Linked DNA regions of Homo sapiens: all the other regions are linked to region 3. The links are chromatin contacts, found by Hi-C or POLR2A ChIA-PET in ENCODE. All regions are on one chromosome and are shown on one strand. Each heading gives the region's core, a stretch centred on a gene start or an enhancer-like site at or near the end of the contact. The rest is flanking DNA. Distances are from core to core; before and after follow the strand shown. Region 1 holds the start of TMC6 (transmembrane channel like 6). Region 2 holds the start of JMJD6 (jumonji domain containing 6, arginine demethylase and lysine hydroxylase). Region 3 holds the start of ACTG1 (actin gamma 1).

What was found. Hi-C counts contacts between places; a loop is a spot of excess contacts on that map. ChIA-PET counts read pairs that join two places held with the same protein, here RNA polymerase II (POLR2A). Pooled maps may share reads with other maps.
Region 1: a map of CD8-positive, alpha-beta T cell shows a loop between it and region 3 (12-fold over the local background). The contact joins the promoter of TMC6 here to the promoter of ACTG1 in region 3. A Hi-C loop is called at or near these places in 1 of 168 maps with a recorded cell type or tissue (CD8-positive, alpha-beta T cell), 1 of 37 single-sample maps with no recorded cell type and 5 of 50 pooled maps.
Region 2: a pooled map shows a loop between it and region 3 (8-fold over the local background). The contact joins the promoter of JMJD6 here to the promoter of ACTG1 in region 3. A Hi-C loop is called at or near these places in 2 of 168 maps with a recorded cell type or tissue (B cell and naive thymus-derived CD4-positive, alpha-beta T cell) and 9 of 50 pooled maps. POLR2A ChIA-PET finds 5 or more read pairs at or near these places in 1 of 52 experiments (activated CD4-positive, alpha-beta T cell).

Annotation. Positions count from the first base shown.
Region 1 is chr17:78,127,373-78,130,072 of GRCh38, forward strand. It overlaps TMC6 (transmembrane channel like 6), which reads right to left and starts at 1,383. Exons shown (of 20, transcript NM_001127198.5): 1 at 1,240-1,383. RefSeq lists an enhancer at 17-266 and a silencer at 947-1,476.
Region 2 is chr17:76,725,277-76,727,976 of GRCh38, forward strand. It overlaps JMJD6 (jumonji domain containing 6, arginine demethylase and lysine hydroxylase), which reads right to left and starts at 1,330. Exons shown (of 6, transcript NM_015167.3): 1 at 1,071-1,330; 2 at 191-579. The coding sequence starts at 1,199. It overlaps METTL23 (methyltransferase 23, arginine), which reads left to right and starts at 1,563. Exons shown (of 5, transcript NM_001080510.5): 1 at 1,563-1,902. RefSeq lists enhancers at 1,203-1,832, 2,463-2,700 and silencers at 1,254-1,383, 1,494-1,943.
Region 3 is chr17:81,511,549-81,514,248 of GRCh38, forward strand. It overlaps ACTG1 (actin gamma 1), which reads right to left and starts at 1,251. Exons shown (of 6, transcript NM_001614.5): 1 at 1,186-1,251; 2 at 684-812; 3 at 355-594; 4 at 1-78. The coding sequence starts at 806. RefSeq lists enhancers at 697-786, 1,997-2,276, 2,307-2,356 and silencers at 1,007-1,176, 1,377-1,856, 2,487-2,676.

The DNA of each region.
Region 1 (2,700 bases), core at 133-2,632, 3.4 Mb before region 3:
CAACCAGCCCCAGGCGGAAGCAGCACAGGGGGCTCCTCCCCCACACACAGAGGTCACTCCATGCCACCGCCGTCAGGGCGCCAAGGTCCTCATGTTCTCAGAAGACCCACTGCCCTGCATTCCATCATCCCAGGGCGGCCGGCTGGGGGTGGCCAGGACCTCAACAGGCCTCCTTTGTCCTGGCTCTGCCGTCACCCGGCACAACTGGAACCAGAGCAGCCTTGTCTGGGGCCCTGGGCTCGGGGCCCGTTCATCTGTGAGAGTGGAGCCAGGACTCAGCTCCCAGCCACCAGCGAGTCCTGCCGGCCTCTGCCCTGGACTCCTCCTGCGCTCACCCTCAGGAACTCAGGGCTCAAAGTCGGCCGGGTTGAAGGGCGCTTTCCTCGGACAGGCAAAGCCCGGGGGCGCCCCGACAGAGCAGCTCCTTGCAGGGGTGCCAGTCACAGGACCGGACGGCGCCCTCCCTCAGTGTCCTGGGTGCCATCTTCGGGCCCAGGCCCCACACCACCCCCTCCCTCCAGCAGGAGCAAAGACGTGGGAAAACCAGCCCAGAGCTGGGTCCGAGGCGGCCCCACCCAGCCTAACACGGGACAGCTGCCGAAAGAGGGGCTGAGGACGCCCCACCCAGTCCCTAGAGCTGGAATCCCTTCCTCCAGACAGGCCCTTCTAAGCTCAGGGAACCCGGGGACTCGGGCACCCAGCGCCCCAGCACTCCGCCCCGAGGCCCAGGCAAGTCCAGCGGAGTTTCCAGGCGCACCATTCCTGAGCTAGGTGGGGAGAGGCTGGGTGGCGCCCGTTTCCAGGAACCCCCACCCCAGCCGGCAGCGAGCTTCCCGGGAGCAGCCGCTACCCAGGGAGAACCGCAACCTGGCCCCAGAGCCCAGAGCGGCTGCAACTCTGGGGCCACCGAACCCGTCCAGCCGGCCTCCCTGTCCCCCGCCCCTTCCCATCCCGGCCACACCCCCTCCCCTCCCCTCCCCGTGCCCTGGCGCTCGGCTGGGGGACCTGGGTGGGGGCTGCGGATTTTGCTCCCCGCACTGTCCTCCCCGCCCCTGCCGCTCCCAGCTCTGTCCGAGCCGGAGGGTCAAGCCCTGGGAGCTCCAGGAGCACCCGGGGAGGGAACTCGGCTGCCAAATGGCCCCAGAGGCCGAAAGGAATTCAGGGGGGATTGCCGCTGTCCCCGCATAGGAGAAGCAGCTGGGGCTGGCGGGACCCGGGACCGGGATCGCGGCCGCTCACCTGGGAGGCGCCGGGGAGGAGGGGCCGCGCGCGCAGCCAGGGCTCACCTGTGCCCCGCAAGAGCCGCCGGGAACTGAGGTCTCGGCTCTCCTTGCCAAGGGAGTGGCAAAGGGCCCCAGGGGCGACTGGGCCAGTCGCAGGTCTGCCGGGGCCGGGGGAGTAGCCGCACCTCCCGGCCCACGTGGGCGGGGGGGGGGGGGGCGGGCCTCGGCTATCACGTGACCCGGCCCGGCCCGCGGCGCCCCCGCCCTCCTCCGGGCGCCCCGCGGCGACTATGCCTTCCTCCCCTGCCAACTTCCGACCCCTCCTCCTGAGGTCTGAGCTGGGCTGGATTCATTCCAGCCCCTGGTTGAAGTCCCCAATTTTTCTGACGCTCAGTTTCCCCAAGTTCCAAAAAGGGGCAATATTTCCAGACTCATCTGCTTCCCATGGTTAGGGATCGTCCAAGTAAGATGCCGCCGAAAGCCCCAGGGACACAGAGTATCTCACTCCAGATTGGGCAGCGCCCCCCCCCCCGCCGCCCCCGCAAGCCTCCTGCTGACTCTCCCCGACCCCGGCGGGGGGAGCCTGGTTATCTCCCACTCCTGACACCTGGGCGGGGTTCATTGTTTATCTAGCAAGAGTTCTGGCTCACTTCCTGTGTGCTGTGTGGAGAGGAGGGGATGAAAAGGAGGACACGCTGACACTTAGGTGACTGTCCCCAGGTGCTGTACCCGTTGCCCTGTTTTCTGTTATTCCCCATGAGCCAGGAAGGTATGCACTGATATTCCCATTTCACAGATGAGGAAACTGAGGCTGAGAGAAGTTAATCACCCTTTAGGGTGCCCCCAGCCAAAGCAGGAGACTTAGTGGTCCACCTGGGAACTCTATGGAGGAAACTGCCTTTGAGATTGTACCCCCCACCCCAAGCCCATTTGGAAGGGAGGGTCATTCCTGGCGGGGAGAAGCCATGAAGCAGGCAGGGTGAATGTGAGCTGGGGCCCAGGAGGGCAGGAGAGGGCACTGCTGCAGGGGAGAGCAGGCAAGCAAAAGCGAGGACCAGGCAGGGGTCAAGGCTGGGGCCTTTTGGAGCTGCCAGTGTGGTCCTCAGATGGCTACCCCAAGCTGGTTCTTGGCAAGTGGCACCCTGGCATGGAGACCCAGCCCCTGCCTCTCCTCCCACTGCTTCCCCCTCCCTGCATACCCACACTGAATTTGCATGAATGCCACCTCCTCTGGGGAGCCTCCCCAGATTGAACCCTGGTGGAGCACCTACCACTTCCTATTGACATGTACATCTGTGGTTCTGTGCCCCCTCCTACCCCAGCCCACTGTGTGCCCAGCACCAGCACATAGCTTGCGCCTGACACACAGAAAGGACTCTGGAAACCAGGAAGGAGGTGGGCAGAGAGGCAGAAAAGCTATGAACATTCAGACCTGAGATGACTGGGCCCTATAGCAGGTAGAGAGGGAGCAGAGAGG
Region 2 (2,700 bases), core at 80-2,579, 4.8 Mb before region 3:
GCATGCCTGTAATCCCAGTTACAGGAGGCTGAGGCAGGAGAAGCGCTTGAACTCGGGAGATGGAGGTTGCTGTGAGCCGAGATCGCACCACGGCACTGCAGCCTGGGCTACAAGAGTGACGCTCTGTCTCAAAAAAAAAAAAAAAAAAAAAAGAAAAGGATTTTAACCACTTAGCTGCAGAATACTTTACCTGTAAGGGGGCCTGCGCTTCTCCCCAGCATACTGGAAAAGGTCATCAGTGAAAAACTTTGGCACCTTGTAGTCTTCCAAAAGTTTCCTTCTTTTAGGGTGTTCACCATAGCTGCTGTCAAAGATGTAAAGGGGACTATCATCTCGAGTGCTCTCCATGTACTCGATGTAGTATTTCATCTTCATCTTCACTGAGTAGCCATCGTTATCCTCACCACACTTGAACTTCTGGTTCCGATATTTCCTTTTTAGGCGCTCCAGAGTCCATTTCTCCTGCGCAGACCAGCCCTCTTGCGCATTCAACAAAACCACGGGCTTGTAAGGTCTTTCATACCGCTCCACAAATTCTTCCACAGACAGCTGTAAAGCATCTGCCCTTTCCACGTTATCCTGAGGGAATTAAAAAAGACCTGTCCAGTTAAAAAAAAAAAAAAAGTCCAGTGGCAGATAAGGGTGTCCCCAAGGCCAACTGGTAATGACAAACCGAAGGAAGTTGACTCTCGTCTGGCTCCTCCGGGGTGGGGGCAGGGCGCGTGCGTGAGGCCACGTCGTTCCTAGAGCCACCCCCCATGAGCCTTGACAGCCAGGTCCCCTAGGGGACCCGCCGCCCAAAGGAGTCAGGGACGACGGGCCTTCTAGTTGAGAGCGCCACAGGCGTGGGACTCCCGTCGTCCGCCAGAGCAGACGGGCGGCCACAGCACGGGAGGAAGCAGACCCGCCCCGGAATCCGCGCCTCGGGGACCCCAAACTCCGCGGGGTGCGGGTGAGCCTCTACGAGGTCCCGGGCGCTCGGGGCGAGGGCAGCCTCGGGCCCAGAGAAAGGTGCGTAGCGGCTGGAGGTGCCGATGCCCGGCCTGGCCACCCCCGCCCGACCCGCTCACCGCCACGGCCGCCGGGCTCAGCGAGAAGCTCTCGTAGTAGTTGTGCCGGGTCCAATCCAGCGAGTCCTTGAGCTCCGGCCGCGCACTCCGCTTGGCCTCGCGGATGCGCTTCTTGCTCTTGTGGTTCATTCTGCGGGGTCGCCAGCTGGTTCCGCTACGACCTCGGCGCAGCCCGCTTCCTGACACTAACGCACCCCTCCCCGGCCTGGGCGGCGGCGACGGCAGTACCCAAACGCCCTTCGCTCAGTCCCGGCGCCTTTAAAGTCGCCTTCCAGAAAATTCACTCCCCAGCCACCTCCCGAGCCTCGGGTTGGGCAAGCGGCCGCCGTCTTCCCCGCCCCGACGCCTCTCGCGGTTTTCCATTGGCTTTGGCTCCCCTGGGGTACTCCTTCACATACGGCGGGCCTCCGCCATGTTGGGAAGGTCACGTCGGCTGCGTCACCGCCCCGCCCCGCCCCGCCCCTCCCCTCCCGCGCTGCCGCTGTGCCCATCACTTCCGGTCGCGCCAGCCGCCCGTTGCCAGTTCTGCGCGTGTGAGTCTCTTTCGCCTTGCTCCGGGCTTTCTTCGCTCGCAGCGCGGCAGGGTTATCACCAGATCTGGGCTTTCCCCTTCTTGCCGTCAGGTGCTACGGCCACGTGGCCCGCGGCTTCCCGCTCGCGCAGTCTGGCAGCCCGGAGCCTTCCGCGGTCCCCCGCCCGCCCGGGGCCCAACGACGCCCTACTGGGCGAGCACGATTTCCGAGGACAGGGGGTCCGGGCCCAGCGCTTTCGATTCTCGGAGGAGCCGGGTCCGGGGGCCGACGGGGCTGTCCTGGAGGTCCACGTCCCGCAGGTGCGTGCAGCAGCACCCGCCAGGAGGCGCCTGAGGTCAGGAGCGGATGTCGGCTGACTTGGCTGGGTTCCTGAGGGACCGGGGGTGCGGACGCTCAGCTGCGCAGCTTCCTGCTTTAGGTTGACCCCCGGAGCAAAAACGTCGGATATGAAGCCCTTCGGTGCATTAAATGTCTCTCAGTAAGAATTTTGGAGACCCTGCCAAGAAGTGACCCTGGTCACTATGTTGGTCAGGCTGGTCTCGAACTGTAAGCTTAAGTGATCCTCCTGCCTCGGCCTCCCAAAGTGCTAGGATTACAGGCATGAGCCACTGCGCCGGGCCGGCTTTCTCCACATCGAATCTTTCCTGCCAGGAAAGTGACATTCTTGACTGACCTCTAATGCTTCTTTTGATCTTGTCCAAGGGTTTCTTGATTCATCCTTATCTCTCACTTTTGTGTGAGTTTTGGGATCAGGGTTTCCAGTTTTATTTGGTGCCCAAAGTGTTTCTTGGGTTGGACCTCGCTTCTTCCTCTAAGCTCACAGCTACAACAAAACTCTCAATAATAATTCTTTTTCTTTTCTTTTTTTTGAGACACTGTCTCGCTCTGGCGCCCAGGCTGGAGCGCAGTGGCGCGATCACAGCTCACTGCAACCTCCAACTCCCGGATTCAAGTGATCCTCCCGCCTGCCTAAGTGCTGGGATTGCAGGAGTGAGCCACCATGCCCTGCCTGTCTTCGGTTTTTCAAAGCACTTTCACTTTGCAGTATTTCATTTGGTTTTAACACCAGCCTGTGAGGCATGTCCCATGCTAAAGAA
Region 3 (2,700 bases), core at 1-2,500:
GCGCCCAGAGGCGTAGAGGGACAGCACGGCCTGGATGGCCACGTACATGGCCGGGGTGTTGAAGGTCTCAAACATAATCTGAGAAGGGACAAGGGGCGGCTTAGTCAGGGACAGAGACCCACGGCCACCCCATGCTCACACGCCACAACATGCTGCATGCCAGTGTGATGTGTGGAGAAAAGAAAAGAACGCAGGCAGAAACCAAATGAGAAACCTGGAGGCTTCAGGGAGGAAATGCCGGGAGAGGAACAGAGCCTGGAACAGCGAAAGAAACACTTAAATGTCAGAAATCAAGCCGGGCAGAAAATGACTGGGGAAAGGACGGGAGGAGCACGGGCGTCGGCCGAGCCTCACCTGAGTCATCTTCTCTCTGTTGGCCTTGGGGTTCAGGGGGGCCTCGGTCAGCAGCACTGGGTGCTCCTCCGGGGCCACGCGCAGCTCGTTGTAGAAGGTGTGGTGCCAGATCTTCTCCATGTCGTCCCAGTTGGTGACGATGCCATGCTCAATGGGGTACTTCAGGGTCAGGATGCCACGCTTGCTCTGGGCCTCGTCGCCCACGTAGGAGTCCTTCTGGCCCATGCCCACCATGACGCCCTGCAGGGGACGACCCGTCAGCCTCGCCGGCGACACCGAACCCACCCCGCAACGCAGAACCCAGGAGCCCCGCGGCGCCATCCACTCACCTGGTGTCTGGGGCGCCCGACGATGGAAGGAAACACGGCTCGGGGAGCGTCGTCCCCAGCAAAACCAGCTTTGCACATGCCGGAGCCATTGTCAATGACCAGCGCGGCGATCTCTTCTTCCATTGCGACCTGCCCGGAAAAGGATGGACTCAGGCGGGCGCGTCTGTAACACGGTCCCCTCCCCACAGCCACCTAATGCCCTCCCGCGGGGAAGCCTCGGCCCTGCCCCAACCCCAGCGGCCGTGGCCTCCAAGATCGCAACCGCCTGGAACCGAAGGCCGGGCCTTTTACGTAACGTCCACGGCTCGGAAGTCTGCACTGCGGCCGGGCCCCGCCCTGGACCCCCGGCGCCCCCCCAGCCCCGTCCGCCTGACCCGGCCCACCCCGCCTTTTGTTCCCGGGGAAGGCGCGACGAGGCCTCGGCAGCTGGAAGCGGGGCCAGCCGGGGTCGGGGGGCGCAGGCCTGCGACGTCCAGCTCAGGCCCCGGGGCGGGGCGCTCACCGGCAGAGAAACGCGACGGCGGAGCGGCGGAAGAACAGAGTGCGAGAGCTGGCAGCGGCGACTGAGACCGACCGCGGCCTCCCCCGCCGTTATTTAAGCGGAAGCGGCGCGCCCGCGCGGCCCGGCGGCGCGCGCGGCCCCAGAACATGTCCATATATGGCGATCTTTCCGAAAGCCGGGCACCCATTGGCCCGCCGGGCAGGGACACGTGGGGCCCCGGCCCGCCCCGCCCCCAGCCCGCACCGCCTCCCAACGGCCCCGCCCGCGCCACCCCCGCGCGCTCGCGACCCTGCGCGGGCCGGCGGGCGGGTCTGAGTTGGGGCGCCCTCCGAGGGTCGCCGGGAGGGCCGAAGGGCTGACGGGCCTGGCCCCTCCCCGGGACTGCCGCGCCGTGGGGAGGGCCCTGCTGCGCCCCGAAACTGCCTGACCCGGGGCGGGGCCGCGCCGGAGCTGGGGTGGGTCCCCGAGTCCCCGGCCACGCTGCGGGGCTTTGCTCCCTGGGACGTCCCTTGCAATCTTTCCCCTCGGGCTCCACGAGGATCTCGGGCGCCAGTGCCGGGCTGAGGAAGGGGCGCGGCGGGGGTCCGCGACGCTCTGCGTCCCTGGGCGCGGGGGAGCTCTCAGGAGCCCTCACCTCGCCCCGGTCACCATAGGAAACAGCCCGCCCGTCCCCAAGCGCAGCCACCACCATGCAGGTCCCTCCACGGGGCGCCCTGCCCCGGATCTCCGTTCGTTTGAAGACCGAGGCCCCTTTCTACCCGACCCGACACATCCCTGCCCCTCAAATCACAGGCCTGATTGTCCCCAGGCGCGCGCTCCGGGTTGGGGCTACCCCGCCCCCTTATGTGCTGAGAAGGTGGTGTGGAGTGAGGCCTTTGTTTCATTCTGGTCACCTGTAGACATTATAGGGAAACTGAGGTAGACAATGGGAGCCCTGACTTTTTTGAAGGTCGGCTCCCCAGCTTCGGGCGGTCGGGGGGATACCCTCTTCTGTTTACGATGCTAGTTAAGAGCAGCGATCAGGGCTGGCGTGGGTTTAGCCACAGGCTTGTCCAGGGCGCTCACTCCTCGCCAGGAGCGGCGCCGGTGCTTTGGTTACACCCCGAGAGGCGCCCGGCACTACGGTTTCCTTGTGCGCTGCTGGAATTTTCAGGGTTGGAGCGCCGGCCGCGTAGGGGTGGCAGTGAGGCCGCGCAGTGAGGGGACGGACTCGCCCGAGGTCGCAGAGCGTTCAGATTGACTCGACAGGCTGGGGGGCGGGGCCGGGGTCCCCACGCGGAGTCCGGGGCCCTGCAACGTTAGCTCGCGACCCCGTGTTTGGGAGTGACAACAGCGAGTCAGGGCAAGGCGGCCGGCCCAGCTCACCTGCGGGCTGCAGTCAGCCCGGACGCCGAGACCCGTGCCTAAGGCCCCCGTGCCCCAGGCCTCCCAGGGGTGCTGAGCGCCCCCAGGCCCAGAATCTCCGGGGGCCCGGGCAAGGCTGTCAGGTATGTTCCCTCCCGTGGCGAAGCCGGG